Regions from separate parts of the Homo sapiens genome. Here region 2 is linked to region 1. Evidence: chromatin loops called from intact Hi-C (ENCODE). Cell type or tissue: mammary epithelial cell. All regions are shown on one strand. Links, peaks and the distances in the headings refer to the core of each region. The heading gives the core; the rest is flanking DNA. Region 1 overlaps EHBP1 (EH domain binding protein 1). Region 2 overlaps EHBP1 (EH domain binding protein 1).

Region 1 (11,905 bases), core at 2,586-10,585:
GCTTATTTATCCAACCAGTATTTAATAAATAGATATCATGTGACAGATACTTGCTACATACTGAGAGTGTAATGGTGAAAAAGGTGTGGTCTCTGACTTCCAGTATCCTACAGTCTGGAGTGGGGAAACAGGCAACCACTATGAAGATTAAGTTTAGGATGTTTTATGTTCCCATATAAAGAGTACTTAATGCAGTCTTGGTGGGTTAGGGGAGGCTTTCTATTGAAAGTGATATATAAATTGAAACCCTAAAAAGTAAAGTTTTTACAATCCTTTTTCTGTAACTTCAAAATCCAAAATCTCTACCTAAGATGTTTATAATTTTTTATTTTTTTGGAAATTTGATTCAAATTCATTTGGTGGCAAAACCTGACCTTACCCAAAATGAAGCTATTCGTGGTATTTATTCCACTTAGTGTAAATGTTTATTCATTTTGCTGCAAAAATAATATGTTTGATTATTTAGTCAGACTGCCTCAGACTTCACTGGGAGTGTGCTGTAGTATATATATGGTAAAGGCATTGTATTTCCTTCCTAAAATCCAAATGAGAGATTTCAGATAGGAGATTAAGTACTTTTGATAGTTGTCTGCATTGGATTTGTAGGGTGATTCAGGTGGCTGGAGCAGCTTGAGCAGAGGTCTGGAGGCAAGAGAGGCTTCTTTGTGCAACAGCATGTCGTTCACTAGATTACTTTCTTTTATATTTCACTTTTTAAAGAGTGGTTGATTTTTCTAGGGTTATAATAACTTAACCATATGTTAAGTTACTTTTCTTTCTAAAATTACTTAGGCCAGTGTGATGTTAACTTTAAGATCTTGCTTCACCTGCCTCTTAAAATAAAAATAAGCTATATCAGCTGATCAGTTAATAACTTCATAAATCATAAATGATACTTGATATGTTTTGTTAGAGAAAACAAAGCATTTTCAAATAAAATGGGATATTTCATCTTTATGAAGCATTTCTAAAGTGGATGTTATTATAATTTTACTCAGTGAGATTAAGTGACACGCCCAAGAACACACAGAAAGCAGCTTAGCCTGGCCTCAAACCCATGTCTTCAAACTCTGAAACCCATGCATTTTACCATTTACTCACTCACTCAATCATCAAACATTTATTGTCCTAGGCACTAGATTTAGAGCCTAGTGCTATATTAACTACTATGGAGGATACAAGAGAACACCTCCACTCAGATATTAATTTTGGTTTGAGGGATACGCGTGTGAGACAAGAGTAAGGTGATATGTACTATGGTAAATGTATAATGATAGCTGAAAAGTACAATAGAGATTAGAGATAGACCAGTTAATATGGACTGAAATTATCAACAATGTTTTAAGTGTAGCTTTTCAGACATGGCTATGTGTATTCCTAGAGGTATCTGACAGTTTCTATCTTTCTGTATTGTAAGTTTTTTTCTCGGATAAAACTAGTAGTAGTTGTATTGGTTTGTTCTCACACTGCTAATAAAGACATACCTGAGACTGGGTAATTTATAATATAAAGAAAAGAGGTTTAATTGACCCACAGTTCCGTATGGCTGGGGAGGCCTCAGGAAACTTACAGTCATAGTGGAAGGCACCTCTTCACAGGGTAGCAGGAGACAGAATGAATGCCAAGCAAAGGGGGTAAGCCCCTTGTAAAACCATCAGATCTCCTGAGAACTCATAAGAACAGTATGGGGGAAACTGCCCCCATAATTCAGTTATCTCCACCTGGTCCTACCCTTGACGTGTGGAGATTATTACAATTCAAGATAAGATTTGGGTGGGGACACAGCCAAACCATATCATTCAGTCCCTGGCCCCTCCCATATCTCATGTCTTCACGTTTCAAAACAAAATCATGCCTTCCCAACAGTCCCCCAAAGTCTTAACTCATTCCAGCATTAACCAAAAGTCTAAGTCCAAAGTTTTATCCGAGACAAGGCAAGTCCCTTCCACCTATGAGCCTGTAAAATTAAAAGCAAGTTAGTTACTTCTCAGATACAATGGGGGTGTGGGCGTTGGGTAAATACACCCATTCCTAATGGGAGAAATTGACCAAAACAAAGGGGATACAGGCCATATGCAAGTCCAAAATCCAACAGGGCAGTCATTAAACCTTAAAGTTCCAAAATGATCTCCTTTGATGCCATATCTCACAGCTAGGTCACGCTGATGCAAGAGGTGGCACTCACAGACTTGGGCAGCTCCACCTCTGTGGCTCTGCAGGGTACAGCCCCCCTCCTGGCTGCTTTCACGGGCTGTCATTTAGTGTCTGTGGCTTTTCCAGGTGCACAGTGCAACCTCTCAGTGGATCTACCATTCTGGAGTCTGAAAGATGGTGGACCTCTTCTCACAGCTCCACTAGGCAGTGCCCCAGTGGGGACTCTGTGTAGGGGCTCCAACCTGACACTTCCCTTCCACACAGCCCTAGCAGAGTTTCCCCATGAGGGCTCTGCCCCTGCAGCAAACTTCTATCTGGACATCCAGGCCTTTGTATACATCCTCTGAAATCTAGGTGGAGGTTTCTAATCCTGAGTTCTTGACTTCTGTGCATTCACAGGCCCAACACCACGTAGAAGCTGCCAAGGCTTGGGGCTTGCACCCTCTGAAGCAATGGCTTAAGCTGTATGTTGGCCCCTTTTAGCCCTTGCTCAAGTGGCTGGGACACAGGGCACCAAGTCCCAAGGCTGCACACAGCAGGGGAGCCCTGGACCTGGCTCAGGAAACCATTTTTCCCTTCCAGGCCTCCTGGCCTGTGATGGGAGGGGCTGCTGTGAAGGTCTCTGACATGAACTGGGGACATTTTCCCCATTGTCTTGGTGACTAACATTAGTCTCCTCATTACTTATGCAAATTTCTGCAGTTGGCTTGAATTTCTGCCCAGAAAATGGGGTTTTCTTTTTTATCACATTGTCAGGCTGTAAATTTTCCAAATGTTTTGCTCTGCTTCCTCCTGAATGCTTTGCTGCTTAGAAATTTCCTCTGCTGGATACCCTAAATCATCTCTTTCAAGTTCAAAGTTCCACAGATCTCTGGGGCAGGATGAATTTAGAAATAAATCAGCCTTAATAACTTTGAAGAATTTCCCCTTTACCCTTAAAATTAGGAAAAATTTAGAAAAGTGGTCAAATGACATGAAATGGATATAAAACTACTAATTAAATCACTAAAAATCATGATGTATTTACTTTATATTAAATCTTTTCAGCCAAAGCAATTAACAATATATGTTTCCTACCTCTTTTGATATTTTCCAAAATCACATTTTTTCTTTTCAAACTGAAGAAGAGAAAGATTGAATTTTTTTATAAAGGAGACCATTGTTCTACTTAATTTGGGTCACAGAATGATTGTTTTTTGGATTTCATTATCCTGGGTACTGTGATATTGGTTATACATTTACTTCCTAACATTGGGGATATGAATAAGACAAAGTTTCACCTGCATGTAGTTCTCAATCTAGTCAGAGAGGCAGATCTGTAAGCAAATCATCGAAATATAGTGAGGATGCTAAAGAGGCAGGTGGCAGGCCCCTTGAAGACGTCCAGGAGTACTCATATCTATCAGGGGCATGGGAAAGGCTTTATGGAGCAGTTGCCACATGAACTTGAAAGACTTTTAAAAGTTCACTCACCAGATAATTGTGTGAAGAGAATGGGGTCTGAGGTAAGCACAGAGGGAATAGCCTTGGTAAAGGCACAGAGATAAAATTGTTACAGCTTTATACCCAAAGTGAGGAGAGTACTAGGGGTTGAAGCTATCAACATGAGCCCTTACTCATCTTGGGTAAGACTATGGATGGCCTTGTGTGCCATACCGAGGAATTTGAACTTTATCCTAGCAGCCTGTGGATCCCAAACTTGGCTGCCTATGAGAATCACTTCTGGACTATGAAAACATATAGATTTGCCCACTGGACCCTCTATGATTCTGATTCATCATTCCAGTAAGCTATCAGGAAGCATGGAAAAGTTTTAAGCAGAGTGATAATATGGTCAGATTTGTATTTTTAAATAATCAGTTTTTACCTTTCAAACTTTTTTTTACTGTAGCTGTAAGAAATACATTTTATATTATGATCTAGTATACACATATATGTACCTGTGAACAACTGAAACAAGTCTTACTCTTACAAGTATTGTGGGATGTACTGTGGTATTTTCTGTTCTATCCTGATGTTTTAGAATGCTGTTTGCAAACCGCTTAATTGACTTTGCAACCCATTAAAATGAATTCACCATCCACTAATGGATCATAACCCACAGTTTAAAAAAGATATTTCTATAGAGAATGAATTGAAATGTGCAAAACTGAAGGACTTGAGATCAGATAGGCAACTGATTCAGTTATCCAAGTAACAGATGTCATGGGCGTGAACTGGGACAGTGGCCTTAGCAGGTGCAGACAGAGAAGAGGCGAAAAAGATTCAGAAGTGTGTAGAAGGTAGTGGAATCACTTCTTAGTGACTCATTTCAAGGGCTAAGGGAGGTCAGAGAGTGTAGGGTGACTTCCAGATTTCTAGTTTGAATGTTTAGATAATTTGCTCTTAGTCAGTATAGAGAACACAAAGGAAGAATTGGTAGGAGTGGGTTGTGGCGGGGGAAAGATATCCAGAAGGCAGTTGGATATATCAGTGATTTTTTTCCAAGTGAGATTCCTTTAAATTTTATTTTCTTTTTCTTATTAAAATATATATTTTAAGGCCCTGTATTCTCCTTCACCTTTCTTATACAACCTACTTTTTCTTACATTGGTTTCTAGTGTTTTTATGTGGATTGCCCTAAAATATTTTTAAACTTTCTGCTTATGCTGTAAACTACTGTAATACCATTCCAGTCTTTTCCAGGACATATATAACTCCTTGCCCAAATGAAACTTACGAAACTTTTTTTTTTCTTTCTGAACCACATCATCCTTTCCTCATCCATCAGAGGTAGTGATCTCATTTTTCTGACCTTTCTGCGTGTTGTTCCATTTTGTATTTCCAGCTTTGTGGGCATTAGTTGTCTACTGCATTCCCGTATGTAACCAACTAAACATTGTTATAAGCAGTGCAGCAATGCTTGCTGGAACTTGATAATTTTCTGCCACTTGTGATTCAGTTAAATAGATCAGATTATAGTCATATTAGGGTTTGGCTGGGCAGTTCTGGCTTTGAAATCTCTCATGCAGTTGTAGTCTGAGGTGGTTGGGGTAGAACATGAGGGGAGGAAGGACTGGAGCCCATGAGATGGACCCTGGCATTTCATGTGGTATCAAGGCCTCTCCATTTCCTCTCTTTCAGTGGGTTAGTGTGGATTTTTTTCAAGGCAGTTGGATTACTTTCATGGCAGCTAAAGACTTCAAGAATGACTATTCTAGCTCTCCCAGTGTAAGTTGCATCACCTTCTTGACCTAGCCTTGCCACATAGTGTTACTTCATCATTTTATGTTAGCTGTAAGCCAATCACAAACCTGCCGTGGTTCAAAGGGGAGGGGAATTAGACTCTACCTCTTGATTGGGAAGTGGTAAGGCTCTAGAAGAAAATGTGGGATGAGAAATATTTTTGTAGGCAATCTGCAATAGCTATGTAGAAAATATATCAATGTCATCATACAGATTTTTAGTTTTGCCTGGAGTTTGCTACTGTGTTCGTACTGCACCTTGAATCTTAAAGATTAAGTTAGCTTTTATGATTTAATTTTTCACATCTTGTTTAATTTCTGAACTTGGATAATTTGCTTTCTCCGCAGCAGAATTAAGTATATAGTTATGAAGATGCTTTAAGCCTATGTGTTAGGTTTCACTGGTACAGGACAGTTGCAGGCAGCAGCAGTTTGGCCAGCTCTGCAGAGTGGGCAATTTTGAATTGCATGTTATCTTGTGTGTTTTCTAAGAGCAGTTCTTGATTCCTGTCTTCAAAACTCTAAGGGACCCCTGTAGCCTGTTGAGTAGACTGCTGAAAGTTTTAAATAACTGAAAATACGTTCTCACTTTAACTGCTATGTTCCTTGTTAGACCGCAGGCATGGCTGTATGACATAAACCAAATATTACTGGCTGTATTTCATAGCCTTGCAAGTTTTCATTAGCAATAGGAAATGAATCTGACAAGACGCTGTCTTTCTTTAAGTATGTGCACTATTATTGCTTATTTTCAGAAATAAGCTCCTATCAGTATAGTCATGATTTTTGACTGATAAAGTTTAGTTCCCAGTTCTGCTGCCGTGCTTGAATTATACTTAATAAATATCATTTGATAATCTGCTGACATAAATACTAATTTTAACAATGGTTCTAAAGTTATATTTTATAAATATACTATGCAGGAAAAGAAATCCCTGAGGATAGAAAATACAAAACAACAATTAATATGGATACTCCTGTTGCCCCTCCTGCACCACCCCACACTGCACCGCTGCCCCCCCCCCCCACCCCCTTGCTCCATTAATGTGTTCTTTCATAGAGGCGTGGCAAGTTTGTCTATATTGAAGAAAGCCTATCTGGAATAGTCATTTAGTGTAATGCTGTTTAGAGTATTATAACCACTTGATGGCACCCTTTGATTTGGTACAAACCTCATTAGCCATAGCACAGTGCAGCATAGTAGTTGTAATGGAATAACACATAAGAACTAAAGACTGCAAGGTATCTGGTTAATGTAGAGATGAAATGAATGCAATAGCAAGGCTAAGCTTTCCTGACCCTTCATGAAAGAATAGATGAAAAAAGGAAGAATAAGCTATTGTGCCAAAGGGAGATGATGAAATTCAAGATCCACACACATAATCTCTGGCTCAGCCTCTGAAATGTTAATCCCTGGGTAGAATTATTTGAGCTATAGATTGCAATTTATCATCAAAATGGCACTGTGTCAAACAATACTTTTTATATGTGTGGTGTTTAGAACTATCCAATTTTAATATAAAATGGTTCACAGAGCACTGGCTAATATTTAAGTAGCAACTCTTTAAGGTTGTGATTTGGGGGAATGGAGTAGGATGGTTTCTTTACATCAAAATATGAATTGTGTTTTAGATAGAAGGCTTTGGGAGAATTTTTTTCTTTTTCTCAGTGACAGTTTATTTTTAATGCCAGGAAAAGGGATTTTTAAAGAATGCCTCTTTTAAATTAAGTGGTTTAGAATTGTTTTCTTTCATAGACAAATGATGTTTTTGTAATTATACAATAATTCTGTAATTTTTTCTAACATTGCTTAAAAATATGCTAGCTGATGAAATGTTATATATTTAAAGGTTTATGTGGTCTTTCCTATTCCAATATAAAATATTTGTATGTTTTCTCTTATTTAAATCACCCAACTTCTGCCCACTAGGGAGTGGAGTCATAATTCGTATGTGTTGTGATGTTTTTTCCCTTAAAACCAAATTCTTCCAATTAAAAGAACTAAACTTTGATAGTATAGGTGGAGGGGTGGGTATTGCATATGTCTATTAATCTGTCACTCTGAGTAATACTCATGTTATGGACTTTTCCTGTGTACCAAAAAAAAAACCCTGTTGTTATTTTCTAGAAAATTAGGAAACTTAAAATAACCCTGTTTCTGGAATCTAGAAGCTTGAAATTCCAGTTTAACTATATATTTTTCCTTTAAACTTTATCATACTAATTTATAAGAGGCTTTTTTTGCCTCCTTTCACTTAAGAAAAGCAATTATTTTCTGTTATTACTAAGAAATTATTTTACTTAATTTTGTTTTTATATTCTTCTTACCTGTTTCTGAAGGTTTGCCAATAAGCTTGATCTTTAACAGAAACCTATATTTAATTTACACCTAATAGATCATACCATTCCAGTACCTTCATTACTAATTGCAGATGTTGAAGGCATGCTGTGACCCTGTTAGATGTATTAGATGCTGTAGCACAAATCTATGAAACGCCACTCATCTGTGCATGAATAATTCTGTGTTACCATATTTTAGCTCTGGTGGGAAAAATATTTGATTTACTGGTGGTAGGGAACATGAGAGGAGTCACTGTGAAAAGCATATGTCCTGTGAAAATGTCTTGTCTTTGGCAGCTGTCTTCTTTTAGTGATCATGAAGAGTTAAACCTTAGATCCAGAGTCACACCTATGGAGACTAGAAGTTGTGCATGTTTGAGATATTGCTGGCCCTTTATAATACCCAGTCATCAAGAACAGATAGTATGGAGTAGTCTTTTGGCTGTTGCCATTAATAAGAGTGCTCTGTGAGACTGCATAGCCATTTCAAATTGTTTTTGGAGGCAAAGGGTTCAGAATGTACATTAGGAAGACACAAACACATATATATGTAGTAGAAAAAGACCTTGGAATTCCTAACTTGGTAAAATATTACAAAGTTGCTTCATCTATTTACGTAATTACATCTGCTGACGTTTTAATTTAAATGCCACCTAGAAAGTTGATAGAGTTAAGTTTAGCTGAGTGTTTTAAAAATGTGACTTTCTCAACTATGTAACACTTCTCCACCCACCCACCCACCAAAAGGCCTACTCCCTGCTTTCTGTTTCTGAGGACAGAATGTTATAAAGGACGGTTAGTGCCTCAAACGTGCACAACCTCTGATCTTCAGAGGTCTGGCTCTGGATTTAATTCTTAACTATTCATGATCACTTAAAGATGACAGCTGCCAAAGTCAAGATTTCAGTAACCTTTTAAGTAAGCTCCTGGTTCCACACGGAGTGCCAATGCATACATCTTCCAACCCACTGCACTGGCAGTCTCATACCCAATGCTGAATACAGTGTTCCAGCCTGGTGCCTTTCAGCACACACAAAACTGATCAATGTCCAATTTTATCCAACCACCCACACTAAATATGAAACCTCGTGATGCTGTCACAGATGCCTGCAGGGTAGCACTCCTGCAAATTTTAAAAAACATGAGATTGTTAAAACAACTAGGAAAAACCCCTTTCTGATGCCAGTTACCTAAAACTTACTTGTTTTTGAAGTAGCACCTTTAGTTTTCTATATGATGTCAGCGAATATAATTTGTTGAGAAAAATGTTTCTTACACATTGTTTTTCCACATCCTCCTAGTTTTATAGGCCTTATTAAATAGTTTCAGTGAGCCAGTCTTTGAAATAAAGCCCAGGTGAATATTTATATTTCCACTGTAGCAGCAGCATGCATTCTTGATGATTGACCTTTACCCTGACATAATGTCGTCTTGTGACATTGAATGAAATAAATGAAGAAACTAGTCCTTGGCTTGATTTGTATTGGCAGAAGAAAGCAAACAGAGTGGTTTGTCAGGTTGCTAAAAACGTCAAAATACAGTTCTGGGACAATTTCTAACACAAAGGTTTTTTGTTGTTTGTTTTGTTTTGTTTTTTAAATAATGTGTGGGTGGTTGGATGTTCTTTGAAAAAAGCACACATTTGAAAGGAAATTGAATTCCAGCAGTACCTGTATCAGATAATAATAGGAAGTAAATTGTTTCCCTTTATTTGAAGTTGCATTTTATTAGTCAGATGCTTGTTGGTGGCATGTTTAAACATTAAACATTTAGAGAACTGCACAGCTTTACAGAAAATAGTGTTACTTTATATAAGGATTATGTATTATTAAAAGAAATAAGGCTCTACTCCTATAAACACTTGTTGTGTTGTAACTTTAGTAATCATTAATTTTAAATAATTTTCGTTTCTACATGTAAGTTATACACGGTATAACAGAACTCCATTTGAAAAGTAAGGTCTAAAATATTTTTGTGTAATTCTCTTGTTACTTTATAGATTTTGGCTTTGCAGACAAGTTGACTATTTCCACAAGAGGTACCCATCAATGAAATATCCTGTTTTGTAGATGTTAGTGTTTATACCATTATTAAATGAGTACAACCCTATTCAATTATTGTCTCTTGTGTTTTATCTTGAAAGCATTGCTTTCAGGCAGTTAATCTATTTCAAATTAGTGTTGTAATATTTTTGTTGTTTTAAGTTATAACTCACTATTATGTTATTCCATAACCTTAAAACCTAGTTTCCCAATATAGATGTGGGTTTCTGGATTAAAATAATCAAATCACAGAAATTTAGAGCTAGAAGAAAACTTAGAAATCATAAAATTCTCCTTGCTCATTTTCAGATAAGGAAACTAAGATATCATCTGGTAACTAGCCCAAAGTCATATTGCTAATGAGTGGTAAACTATTCATTTTCATTCATTTTCTTCACTCCCAGACTGAGGTTCTATATACCAACTTTAAGTAGTACATGTATGTGATAACATGCTTTTAAATGTTTGCTTTTTATGCTTCTTCAAATAGTTCTAGAAAAATTGAATTTTTTAAAGAAAAAAACCATTTGTAATGAAAGGTTTTTAAGATAAACATCAGTTTTACTGAGGTAGATAATTTGATAGTATTTAAAGAAAATAAGACCAAAACAGCCAGCAGCCATATCTGGCTTATTCATTTAAGTTCAATGCATGTGATTCCCTGCTTCAGATCATGTGCTGCATATACTAGCTACATTTTAAAATCTAAAATCCCACTTAATCATACACTTTGCTAATATTTTTGGAAAATACATTTTTGAATAATATAAGAACATTTTAGTTTCATTTTAAAAGATGGTTATTATAAAGTTTTAAATTCTGTAATCGAGTGAAAAATATCTGACGTTAAAAGTTTTAAAAATAAAAAATAGGTTATGATGTCAAGTTTGTTAGGTAACAAAGTTTGATTAAACTTTCCAAGAGAAAAATTTTAATGATGTTTTAAATACCTGTAAGAGGCTACTTTAAGTTTTCTTTATAGAATGATTACAATATATAGTTTTATATTTACAAATTAGTAAAATAAGGAAGTGTAGCAATATAATTTAGTCAAGAATACTGCCCAAATGTTATTTAGTAATATTTATAATGGTAGTTTAGATATCTAGAGATTGCTTTAAAACAGGGTTATTTTTAATGTTAATGTATAAATTTCCATCCTGGCCAAAAAATAACACTCAGCAGCAATACTTGTTCTCTTCATATCGCTAATTAATTAGAAGTTTGCTCATAAAGTGTTTCAGAATTTCTGAATACAGTTGTGTTATACTCAGCCTTCTTGCCATCCAGATACAACATTAGACACTTTGTTATATATAGGTTAAACTTGGATTAATATTGGTTTACAAGTACTACTTACAGTTATTTCAGACCTCTGCATCTACTTTTAAGGTATGTCAGTTGATACAGTTAATTAAAGTACTACATATGCTGCTGTCTAAGCCAATTTAAATAGTAGGGAATGTATTTCCAGTTATGTGAGCTACAGAATGATGGTACTATAACATGAGATCTCCCCCTCTAAGCCAGTAATGTTCTACAGTCCAGATATATTAGTGCCTTTCTTTTCTCTTCTTTTTAAATAGCTGCTTCTTGTGGAGCAGGGCTAACTCCTAGGCAGTGAGCCCAGAGTCAGATGTATTAGTGGTTCATATTCTCGTTTTCAAAACATCTTGTCTTTTTTGTTTAGTTTTGGAATGGCAGAAATCTAACTACATAATTGATTTCTGCACTTAGAAGAATGCTTTACAAATAGTAGATCCTCAATGATGTTTGATAAACGAACTCATCACTTATTTATATACTATATTTATGGATTTTTAAAAAATTTGACCTTACTCAGCTATTTAATTTTTCATGTGATAGTCTTGTATCTCTCTGCTAATTTTAGGCTGCTACTTAAAGTTTGAAAGGGTGTGTCTTTTTGTACACTCAAACAATACCCAGCAAGATGCTATGTGTTTATAAATACCCCAATAAATGGGTGTGTATCCAATTGATTTCACTCTCAGTATACTTAGAGTGAGATATTTAAGTGCTGCTTACCTACAGTGTTATTAGTTTTATGACTGAAGAAGACATCTATTGTAACAGATTCTGTGAATTAGATGTCAGGAATAGTATGCAAATAAAATTGATAGGTTT
Region 2 (11,905 bases), core at 2,412-10,411, 150 kb after region 1:
CGGCCTTTCTGGGGAGAAGTGTGCAGTAGTACCTTGTGTAATTCTCTGAATACTGATGTGACGGAGCAAGTTTTCACATTTACTGAATATTTGAATTTCTTCTTTTATAAAGTGCACATTCAATTTTTGCCCCTTTTCCTATTGATTAACTTTCCTTTTCTTACTGATCTGTGGATATTCTTTGTAATTCTAGCTACAAACCCTTTTTTGACGGAAAATGTATACAATTAATTTGGCACCAGGTTTACTTAACTTTCAGGACAGGAAACATAGCATATTAGCATTACAGCATCAGGTATGCTAGGCCATATTTTAGTTCCTCATGTCAGTTCTAAGGTGAAAGATCAGGTGGGTAAGTGTGGACCACTCTGCCTTACAAAACACAGGATCTTGTAGCAGCCCATACACACAACTGTCAGATTCCCAAGGGACATGCTTGGTTACGTGAATCACACTAAGCATAGGGAAGCTGCTGCCTTTGTTTTTCAATAGGGATATGTAGTTTATTCATAGGCCTTCGAGTTAGATACAGTTCACCAAACTGGGGTCAGTTTTACAGTAAATAATGTTGCCTGGAAACACAGCTGACTTCTCACTTTTTAGCATAATCCTATATATTTCCATGGAATTCATGTTAGGAGAAGGTAAACTTGAGAGCATTTCTTCATGGAGAAAGAGTTTAGTTAACCCTTTCTGTTGGTTAGCCGTTTCTCTCTGGAAAAATAATTGATATCATTACAAAATTGAGTCTTCTAAGCCATGAATAAATATCTCCATCTTGGCCGGGCACGGTGGCTCATGCCTGTAATCCCAGCACTTTGGGAGGCTGAGGTGGGTGGATCACGAGGTCAAGAGATGGAGACCATCCTGGCCAACATGGTGAAACCGTGTCTCTACTAAAAATACAAAAAATTAGCTGCGTGTGGTGGCGTGCACCTATAGTCCCAGCTACTCGGGAGGCTGAGGCAGGAGAATCCGGTGAACCCGGGAGACAGAGGTTGTAGTTAGCCAAGATCGTGCCAGTGCACTCCAGCCTGGGCGACAGAGCGAGACTCCATCTCAAAAAAAAAAAAAAAAATATATATATATATATATATATCCATCTCTTTAGATTTTCTTTACTTTTTCGCAATAAAGCTTGATAGTTTTTTATAGCAGTCATGCATATTGTTTTTGGATTTGTGCCAAGTACTTGACATTTTTATGCCACTATGAATGGTTTTCAAATTTTTAGTTTCTGTTTTTGTTAGTTTATAGGAATACAGTTGGTTTTGTACATTGATTTTGTATCCAACACCTTGCTAAATTCTCTTATTAATTCTAATAAACTGTAACTTCTTGTGGATGTTCTACATACTCAATTATATTATTTGTAAATAACGTTTTACAATTTTGTTTCTTTTTTAATACATTTTGATGTCTTTTTCTGACCTTAATGTACCAGCTGGGACATTGTTGAATAAAAGTGATGATAGATGCTCAATCTCAAATATTTCACCCTTGCAATATTTGCTGGGGCCTTTTTAGCAAGTGAAAGAAGATTCTGTATTACAGGTTGCTAAGACTATTTTTTAGAATATAAATGGACATTATTTTATTAAGTGCTCTTCTGCATCTGTTTAGATGATTATATTATATAGCTTTCCCCCAAATCTGTTAATTGGTCAAGTTACCTCAATAGATATGCTAACATTAAGCCAAATATGTGTTCTTGGGATAAGTCTAATTTGTTCAAGACGTGTTATCCTTTTTTAATAAATTAATATTTTCATTAAAACTTTTGCCTCTATATTCATGAGAATTTTCTTTAATTTTGCCTTTGCCTATTGAGTTTTGGTGTAAAGGCCCATGAAATGAGTTAGAGAATAAGCTCATTTTTCCAGTTTTCTATAATTTGTGTAATATTGGAGATTTTTTTTCCTTGAATAAATGTTTGGTGGAACTTATTAGTGAAGCCAACTGGAATATTCTTTGTGAGAAGGTTTTTAATTACAAAGTCAGTTTCTTTAACAGTTATAGAACTCTCTGGGTTTTCTATTTCTTCTTGTGTCTGTTGCAGTAAGCTATACTTTTCTAGGAATTTGCTTCTCTCTTTCTTGGTCAGTCACACTACAGGTTTAATTTAGTCTTTTCAAAGAAGCAATTTTGGCTTTGCTGATCCTCTCTATTATATGCTTAGGTACTATATTATTATTTTTGCTTTTACCTTTTTATTTTACTGTTTCTACTTTTGAGGGGAGGGGATGAGGCTCATATTGCTATTTGGGAGTCCACCAAAAGTGCAACTCTACCTCTCAACTCACTCTTCTAGACTACCATTATAAAAACAGCAGAGAGTTTCACTTACTCTCTAGTTTTCCTGTCTCTCCATGTCTTGGCTTGGAGAAAGTTGGTTGATGTTTTGTAGAAGATTAAAAAAAAAATTTAATTATGGCACAATCTTTCTAGCAGTAGAATAACAAGGCCTAACTTCAGTTTTACCATGAGAATAAAGTGAAGTGATTTAAATGAAAACACTTTGAAAAAAAAATAATAAGACCAATATAAATGTAAGTGTTCTCATTCTCACTGTTGATAGTTTTTGGGTTCACCAAATGCTTAGATATATTCAAAGTTCCCTCAACCATGATTTGCAATAACTGGGGAAAGTCTCCAAGAATTAGTAGTTGAGAGACCAAAATGTGCTACAACTTTAGCAATGTTAGTATATGTCTCGTTACACTGGACTTAATTAGCTCTTGTTCTAGTTCTAGCCAGTAATTTGAAATCCAACAGAATGGACAGGTTTATTAACAGAAAGACTCTTGAAGTTGAAATTGTTTGGGTTAATTGCCTTTTTTGAATCAACTAATTAAACATATAGAGGGCAGCGATCTAACCTCTGAAGACAATAAGAAGTTGACTGAGATGTTTGTTAGGATTGAAAAATTTACAACTTCTGCTGAAGTGCTACAGCAGTATTTTCTTGAAATGTGAAATGCATGTTGTTTAAAAGCACAGGCTTTGGAGTGGGAATTCCTTGGTATAGGAACTCCTCTGCTTCCTGAGTAACCTCACTTTCTCCAACTGTAAATTGGAAGTAAGAGTACCTATCTCAAACGAGTTGTGAGGATTAAATTAGCTAATCTGTGTAAAGGTCTTAACTTTGTGGGGCATAATAGGTGCTCAGTATATAGTTTATGAATTAATGAAAAATTAATAAGCCTTTTTGTAGAGAGAAGAACTGAATATATTATAGTAAAATGAAAATCTATTAAGTGCCATAGGAAGGACACAAAGAGTCAAAGGAACACTGAAAAGGGCTTCCTACTGAATGGCAATTGCGAGGAGATTTCGTGTAAGAGATGACATTTGAACTAAATCTTGAAGATTTGAAGATAGAGTGGAATTGCAGCAGTTGTGCTTGGGACGGAAGATATTTCATGTAGAGGTGATGATGTGTATGATCCAAGACTGGGTGGAGGTGGGAGACCTGGGGTTTAGGCAGGAAAGCATAGGGATTTTAAAGGATGGTGAGTAATACTAGAGAGTAAATACATTGAAAAAGATTTGGGATTCAATACTTCGAAGTATTTTGACATCATTTTGTGTGTTCTTGAGAACCATTAGAGACTTTAAGCCGTGCTTTAAGGAGAACGATGCTATGACATGGGTTGGTTACCGAGGGGGGATTTGGAAGAAGAAAGACCTATTAGGAAGATTTTGCAGTGGTGAAAGGAGATAGATTACAAAAACCTTACAAAATATGAGCAAAACTGCCTGCAAAATTAACTAGTAAGAGATGATACATGAAGGAAGAATTCAAAGGTGATTCTGACATTAAAAATCTAAACAGTTGGGACAATAGCTGTATCATTTGCAAACACAATGAAAATGAGCAGGTTGTAAAGAAAGATCACCATTATGGTTTTGAACACATTGAGTTTGAATTTTGTATGATAGAAAGGACAGCCAACTGGAAATGTCAACTTGAGATAGTTTGAACTATAAATATTTGGGAATCATCTGCATGGAAGTAATAGTTGGAATCCTGGGAATGAATCAGCTCAAAGTGTGGTGGAAAACTATTTAGAGCAATGCCTAGAGGAATATGTGGCTGTATCCGTGGAAGAAGGGCAGACAGCAAAAGAGAAGGAAACTATAGTTAGAGGGATAGAGCAGAAAAAATAGAACTGACATTTCTTATTAAAATTTAAGAAAATTTGCAAGTTATTTGACTAGGTTTTCTGAAAGAAAGCTATTACCATTGTTAGGAAGAATAACTAGGTAGCTTTATTACCGTTCACATGTAATCTGCTATGTTAAACAGAAATAATGCATTAAAATTCATTATATTTGCAAGTGTAGTTTTACCTTTTATGGACAGATTTTTGTGTCTTTCTTCCTTTGGAAAGCAATAAATTACAAAGTCAGTTAGAGCTTCTTTTTTCACCCACCTTATAGAAATAGATACATTGCCAAGCATTACAAGTACCATATTTTCCACATAGAATATCTAGGTGTCAAGATTATCTCTAGTGAAAGCTTTGTTTGTGGGGGAAAAAAAAAAGAAGAAGAAGAAGAAAAGGAAAAAACTTTTTATGATCTTGAAGAAATTCATGGCCTTTGAAATTTCTAGAAGAGCCTCAAAAAATAGGAATTCCTGCTGATAATGCATTGGTGGTGGTAATAATAATTGCAATTAATATTTACTGAATGGTACTGTTTGCCATACATTGTTCTAAGTGTTTTACATGCATTTTTTTCATATAACAGTATTTACTGAGTGCCTATGCTGTACCAGGCACTGTTCTGGGCATTTGATTTAGGTTAATAAATGAAACAAACTAAAATTCTTGCTCTTGTGGACATTTTATTTAGTGAGAGCAGACAGATAATAACCAGTAAGCATAACAAATAAAGTATATGGACTCTAAGAAGATGATAAGTCCGTGGAAAAAGTAGAGCAGGGTAAGTGGATTCAGGAGTGCTGAATTGGGGTTGGATGATGGAAATGGATTGCTTTTTTTTCTTCCTTTTCTTCTTGAGATGGAGTCTCGCTCTGTCGCCCAGGCTGGAGTGCAGTGGTGCAATCTCAGCTCACTGCAACCTCTGCCTGCTGGTTCAAGCAATTCTCCTGCCTCAGCCTCCCTAGTAGCTGGGACTACAGGCACGCATCACCATGCCCAGCTATTTTTTTGTATTTTTAGTACAGGTGGGGTTTCACCATGCTGGCCAGGCCAGTCTCGAACTCCTGACCTCATGATCTGCCCGCCTCAGCCTCCCAAAGTGTTGAGATTACAGGTGTGAACCGCCACGCTCGGCCAAATTGCATTATTAAGTAGGATGGTGAGAATAGGCCTAATGGAGAAGATTGCATTGGAGTTAACCATGCAGATATCTGAGAGAGTACCAGGGAAATGGAGCAATCTGAGAGAGTACCAGGGAAATGGAGCAATCTGAGAGAGTACCAGGGAAATGGAGCAATCTGAGAGAGTACCAGGGAAATGTGCAAAGGCCCCAAGGTAGAAACATGTCTGCGATATCCAAGGAACAACAAAGAGATTAATATGATGCCATTTTGAGGAAGATATGGTTTCAGGCATGATGGAACCACAGTCCATTGGCTCCTACTCCTGACTCATGGCTGTTGGCTCTCTCCAAGGAACATGTAGGTTAGGAAACTGTATCACAGCCATGGGTTTAAGCACTGGAGGAACCAGAGGTGGTGATTCACTGAATTAGAATTCCCCTAACCAGCTGCAGTATAAAAATCCCTGAAGAAGTGTGTGCTGACTTGATCAGAGGCACAAAGGAAAAGAATCTCAAAGTGAAAGGACCAGTTGGGATGCCTACCAAGACTTTGAGAATCACTACAAGAAAAACGCCTGTGGTAAAGGTTCTAAGACATGGAATCACTCCCAGAAGAGCATCCGCAAGCAGTTTATTGACTTGCACAGTCCTTCTGAGATTGTTAAATAGATTTATTCGGTCAGTATTGAGCCAAGAGTTGAGGTTGAAGTCACCATTGCAGATGCTTAGGTCAGCTATTTTAATAAATTGATTATCAGTTGTTTTTTTCTTTTTAAGAGGTCAGTATGGTTCAAAGTGTTTAAGGGAGAGAGCAGTGGTTAAGATCAGAGAGGAAATGGACATGGGGAGAGTGAGGCAGATCTTGTTACTACAACCCTATGAGATATGTACCGTTATAATCTGCACTTTACAGATGAGGAAACTGAGATGCAAACAAGTCAAGTAACCTGCCACATCTGTAAAATCAAGAGCCAGCTGTAACAACAAACAGTTTCATCCAATTATGTACTGAAGGTTTCAAAATGATTTAATTGCTAATTCCTTTATGGCTTTCTGTAAAATATTAGGTAAAAGGTCAGTTCTGGAGTAGATGATTTCATTTAACAACGGCTCTATGATTTTCTTTCTTTGTAAACCACCGTGACCATTTATAGGGCTTGTAATTTCATCAAAGTTTCTTCAATTGCATGTGACTTCTTTTTGTTGGAAGTACAGTAAGCATCCCTTAATACAAGGCTTTTATATTAGAACCAATTTAAATTTTGGTTTAGTTCTTCTAGCCTTTTCATATTGAGCCTTCTTAGAAACAGAGGTACAGTCATAATCATAATGATGTAATATGTTTTCTTTAGTTCTTACATACAGAAAGCCATCTAGATCATAATATAGTGCTAATGTCATTTATACATTACCTATGGACATGCTACTGATAATTGAATCGATGTAATGATAGTTACAGATTATCTGGCCCATGTATGTATTACCCATGCTTGGACTGAATCAATACCTTAATAATATAATTTGATATAGAAAAACATTTTAATAAAGACAATTATTTAAATGATAGAAAGTCTAAGAAAAAAATGTTTATGCCTACCTAGTTCAGTGCTCCCCTAACTCATCCATAAACCACTCTTCACTTTACTTCCAGGTTAAATGCCTAGAGGGATTTGAAGGTCACAGTGGATCATTACATGAAAAGATATTTAATAGTTCATTTTTACACTAGATTGCTAGTTAGCTATTATTTTTTCTAAAGTAAATGTAGTATATTGGGATTCCTTTTTTATCTACTTCATTATATTAAGTCGAATTGATCCAAACCGTTGATTTTTATGACCTGTGAGCTTTTCAGCATTGACTTTGTAGAGATGATCATTTAAAGAACAGTATTTTGCTAGATTTATGGTTGTTTACATAATATTTTGTTAATCCGACTGTTAATAAAAAATGAGAAGTTATTTTAGTGGTGTTTCTTAGTAGTATTCTCACAAAAGCAGTGAATGCATAAATCATAATTATGTGGGGTTGATGATTTTAATTGTTTGGTACTAACATGCTTTTGTCAAGTGGGGGCATCATTGATCTTTCTTAGGTAAGCAGTGTAGTAAGAATGCTTTGCTTTTTAAACTTAAATGGTATTAGGAGTAAATACTTGTTCTCTTTTCATTTTACTTTAGAGGGCCTGTATTTAATATGTAAGGTTTCTTATAATAGCTAGCACTTTTAATTAGTAGCAAGATTTAAAGTCCGGAAACATTTAGCAGTTTTCTTTGTAGTTTTCAATTGTACTAGCCTCTAAAGTTACCATCACAAATTGCAGTTGTTATTCAGTAAAAGAAAATGATATGGTTTTAATAATAATAAAACTTTAGAATAAAATTGTTAATATATAATCTTAGGTTTGTTATTATTATTGATGTTTTAAGTATATGAACAAGGGTAAAAGTATATACTTACCATTTAAAACACACACACTACTAACTCACCTGGTATTCAAAAGTAGCTCTCAATGATAATTAGAAAGTATTTTGAGCATATCCAAAATACATACTGTTGTGTGCTGTTGCTACCAACACCTGACTGTTGCTAATAACTCTAAAACTGTTTTGCCATCATTAAATTTATATAAGAAGCATGTTTGAATATGGTTATCATTGTGCTATTTACTTAAAATGCATATATGATTACTGTATTTTTAAAACTAATGATAATTTTAATCTTTCCACTGTTAAAAATTTGTGTTACATTTGGACCTCGAAATACATTATTTTTAACCTAGTCAAAAAGAAACCGTATTTGTACATGATTGCATTTGGGGGAAATTTTGAGGGTGTGAGAATTACATAGGTATTTAGCCTTAAGTATTTCAAAACTTTAACGTGATGTTTCCATCAGCAAAGCTCTTGGCCTGTTCTTATGTATAAGTTTAAAATCTTGCATATCTGCATCCTTGTCAGGCAAATGCCAAGGGCTAAAACTGAAGATAATTTAAGATTTATGTCTCCCTCTTGGAGGTTACAGTTGTCGTGAATTGACAGTTGTGAAGGATCTAAACTGACATCAAAGGGTTCAAATGATCTGATTAGGTCAATTAATGTTAATTTTCATCTTCCATTAAATTCTTTTAATGTTTTCCCCTTTTCATTTTTTTCTAGCCAAGCCCTATACCAAGTCCTGTTTTGGGGCGAAAGCCAAATGCTAGTCAGTCTTTGCTTGTATGGTGTAAAGAAGTTACAAAGAACTACCGAGGAGTAAAAATCACCAATTTTACTACATCGTGGAGAAATGGTTTATCTTTTTGTGCAATATTACACCACTTTAGACCAGATTTAATGTAAGTAGAAACATTTTCCATTCCCTATATTTTGTAAGTGATAGACATTTTTGAAAAGAACATAAAATAATTTCTTAGCACATCCTGAAATAATTTATATTTGTTTTATTACCCCACCTCTTGCTTTTGAGAGATATATGTCAGAAAGCTTTTCCTTTTTCATACCTAAAAACAATCTTTTCTCTTTTTAAAAGTGGTGGCTGGGCGTGGCGGCTCACGCCTATAATCTCAGCACTTTGGGAGGCCAAGGCGGGTGGATCACCTGAGGTCAGGAGTTTGAGACCAGCCTGACCAACATGGAGAAACACCGTCTCTACTAAAAATACAAAATTAGCCAGGTGTGGTGGCGCATGCCTGAAATCCCAGCTACTTGGGAGGCTGAGGTAGGAGAATCGCTTGAACCCAGGAGGCAGAGGTTGCGATGAGCCAAGATCGTGCCATTGCACTCCAGCCTGGGCAACAAGAGCGAAACTCCGTCTCAAAAAAAAAAAAAAAAAAAAAAAATGGTTTTTCTCCTTAATCTCAAAGAACTGACTTCAAATTATTATGAAAATTGTGTTAGTGTTAAAATGAGATGAGACAAATAAGCCTGTAATTCTTTACATTGACAACAAGGGATTACCTCATACTAAATTTGGTTGTCAAGGCTAGTCTTTGGTCCCCTGCCTTAACCTCTCTTTTAGATGGAAAGCTTCAGGCAGCGAAACGTGTAATCACTGTTTTTATTCATTTATTTATTTATTTCTTTAATTTTCCACACTATTAGTTTTGTTGATTGAATTGCTGTGAAATTGCTGGTTACTCTTTAGTATTATTGAATGTCAAATTTTTAGATTCAGTTTGTTTTAAAAACAGCTGTTTTTATCAAATACTATATGTACCCACTGTGCTATTTTCTCCCTCAGTGACTACAAGTCTCTGAATCCTCAAGATATTAAAGAGAACAACAAAAAGGTAAGAATTGATGAGCAAGAAAAATACGTAGTTTCAATTTTGGCTTCTCTGCAGGTCTTTATTAATTTGGAGAAAGTGAGGCAGTTTTATGAGGTCATAACTACAACTCACAGAGGGTTGTCTGCTTACTGCGGTTCATTAGGATACATGGTTTACTCTGGTTTATCATGGACTTTTAAAGACCACAAGTGCCAGGTTGGCATCATATTATAATATGCATATTATCTTTTTAACTGTTGAATATTTGTTAAAGCATAGTGCTTTTTTTCTAAGATTTAGCTTTTTAAAAATGCACCCAAAACTGTTGTGCCATAGTTGTTATGTAAGTTTAGAAAATATGCTGGTTGGGGATGAGAACGAGAGCCTAATGGTAAGCAAGAGAGAATACTTAGGTTCTGAGAGGCAAAAATATATAAACCTTGGTTCTTTTCATTTTCTGGTAAACCGTATACAGTTATTGCGCTGCAAAACAACATTTTGGTCAAAAACAGACCACATAGATGGTGATGTACCGTAAGATTATAATACCTCATTTTTACTGTACCTTTTCTATGTTTAGATACACAAATACCATTGTGTTACAATTACCTACACTATTCAGTATAGGAATATGCTGTGCAGCTTTGTAGCTTAGGTATAGCCTAGGTATGTAGTAGGCTGTACCATCTAGGTTTGTGTAAGTACCCACTGTGATGTTTGCACAACAACAAAATCTCCTGACAATGCATTTCTCAGCATATATCCCCATTGTTAAGCAACACATGACTATATTTTCCCACATAATTAATCAATATATTGAGATCAGAACTTCCCAACTGGTATGGGGCAAGGGGATATCGATCCTTTCAGCTTTCAGGGCATCTGTGTAAGGCTGAGTTGCTGGAGCCCTGGGCCAGCTAACTGTGGCCACAGGCTGACTTATCTGTTTACCCCAGCACACAGTATGTGCATTCTGTGTGCAAAGAGGGAAGCACCTAACTCAGCACACAGTAGGCACTGAATGCTTTTTTCTACTGAATTGAATTCTTCAACTGAAAAATTAATGAAATTTATTATTGTCTTAGAACAGGAGTTCTTAACCTGTGAACTGTGGGTAGAAATCAGGGTGTCCTTGAACATGGTTGAGGGAAAAAATACATTTTACTTTCATAATTCCTCATCTGAAATTTAGCATTTCCTTCAATTATGAATTTAGGCAATAAACCACCATAGTGTTAACCATGCCTGAGACTTTGTCACCTTTAGAAATCACAGATATTTTCGATATTTTCATGTCATGCTATAGTTGTTGCTGCAGATATCTGCAAATACCTTTTACACTTATAACTTCTTCAAAATAATTAGTGCAGTCATAAAAAGCACATATATTACTACTTCCCAAATTCATTTTAAGTAATACTTTCATAGGTGTATTTTTCAGTATAATTGATGTCTTTTGTAATTCTATGTATTTTATCCATGTAAAACATTATTCTGAGAAGGGACCCATTGCCAAAAGGGTTCATGAGACAAAGTGGTTAATAACCTCTAGTCTAAAGTTTTTAACATACTTTAAATTAAATAATTAAAATTACTAGTGATACAAAGTCTTGGGACCTTGATAGAAGTTCAATTAACAAGTCTTTAAATCAAAACAATTTTTCACTTGTATTGCTCTCTAAAACCAAAAATGTGTATTGCTATCAAAAAGATTTTGTTTCTTCAGCCTGGGGAATGTAGCAAGACCCCATCTCTACAAAAAATGAAAATGTTAGCTCAGCATGGTGGCATGCACCTGTAGTCCCAGCTACTTGGGAGGATGAGGTGGGAGAATCGCTGGAGCCTAGGAGCCCGAGGCTGCAGTGAGCTAGCATCATGCCACTGCTTTCCAGCCTGGGTGACAGAGCAAGACCCTGTGTCCAAAAACAAACAAACAAACAAAAAAATGGTTGTTTTTTCACAAATGCATAATGCTGGCCGTAGAGCAATAAAAACCTGGCAGTCTCTATTGAAATATGCCACCAAAAAAAAGATAATCTTTAAAAATCAGTATAGTTTTCTTACAGAAATTACCCTTTGGATGGGCATGTTACAAAGTAAACTGTTCTCATGAATTAATTCTTGTATAATTTTGGAGAGCCTGTGTCTATTAAAGTGAAATGCTTCTTTTTCATTAATTACAATTAAATTATATCTTTGGGTGTGGCAGTGCTTTACCTCCATTTTCTTACATTTGAACAAAGTGGTAAGCCAATTTAAATACAGACATGAGCATTATAAAATAAACCATTTTTTAAAGTGGATGTTTCAACTTACTGTTCAAAATTTTGAAAAAGAAATATT

The links. A loop is a pair of places that touch in the nucleus more often than their neighbours do. Peaks named below come from ENCODE experiments on the same cell type or tissue, not always from the same donor. Only the 100,000 strongest peaks of a DNase experiment are listed, where the experiment ranks them.
Region 2: a loop joins it to region 1, with 2.7 times the contacts of the local background. A loop is called at or near these places in 3 of 110 quality-filtered maps.

Annotation. Positions count from the first base shown.
Region 1 is chr2:62,781,002-62,792,906 of GRCh38, forward strand. All of the region lies in intron 5 of EHBP1 (EH domain binding protein 1), which reads left to right. Among named protein-coding and RNA genes, the nearest start is that of EHBP1, 81 kb to the left of the region's middle. RefSeq lists an enhancer at 4,292-4,361. In mammary epithelial cell, for the core only: a CTCF peak has its summit at 6,537 (motif pointing right); no DNase peak of the experiment used is centred there.
Region 2 is chr2:62,934,268-62,946,172 of GRCh38, forward strand. It overlaps EHBP1 (EH domain binding protein 1), which reads left to right. Exons shown (of 23, transcript NM_001142616.3): 11 at 8,451-8,629; 12 at 9,535-9,583. It also overlaps the pseudogene RPS20P9. Among named protein-coding and RNA genes, the nearest start is that of EHBP1-AS1, 110 kb to the right of the region's middle. In mammary epithelial cell, for the core only: no CTCF peak of the experiment used is centred there; a DNase peak (open chromatin) is centred at 5,684.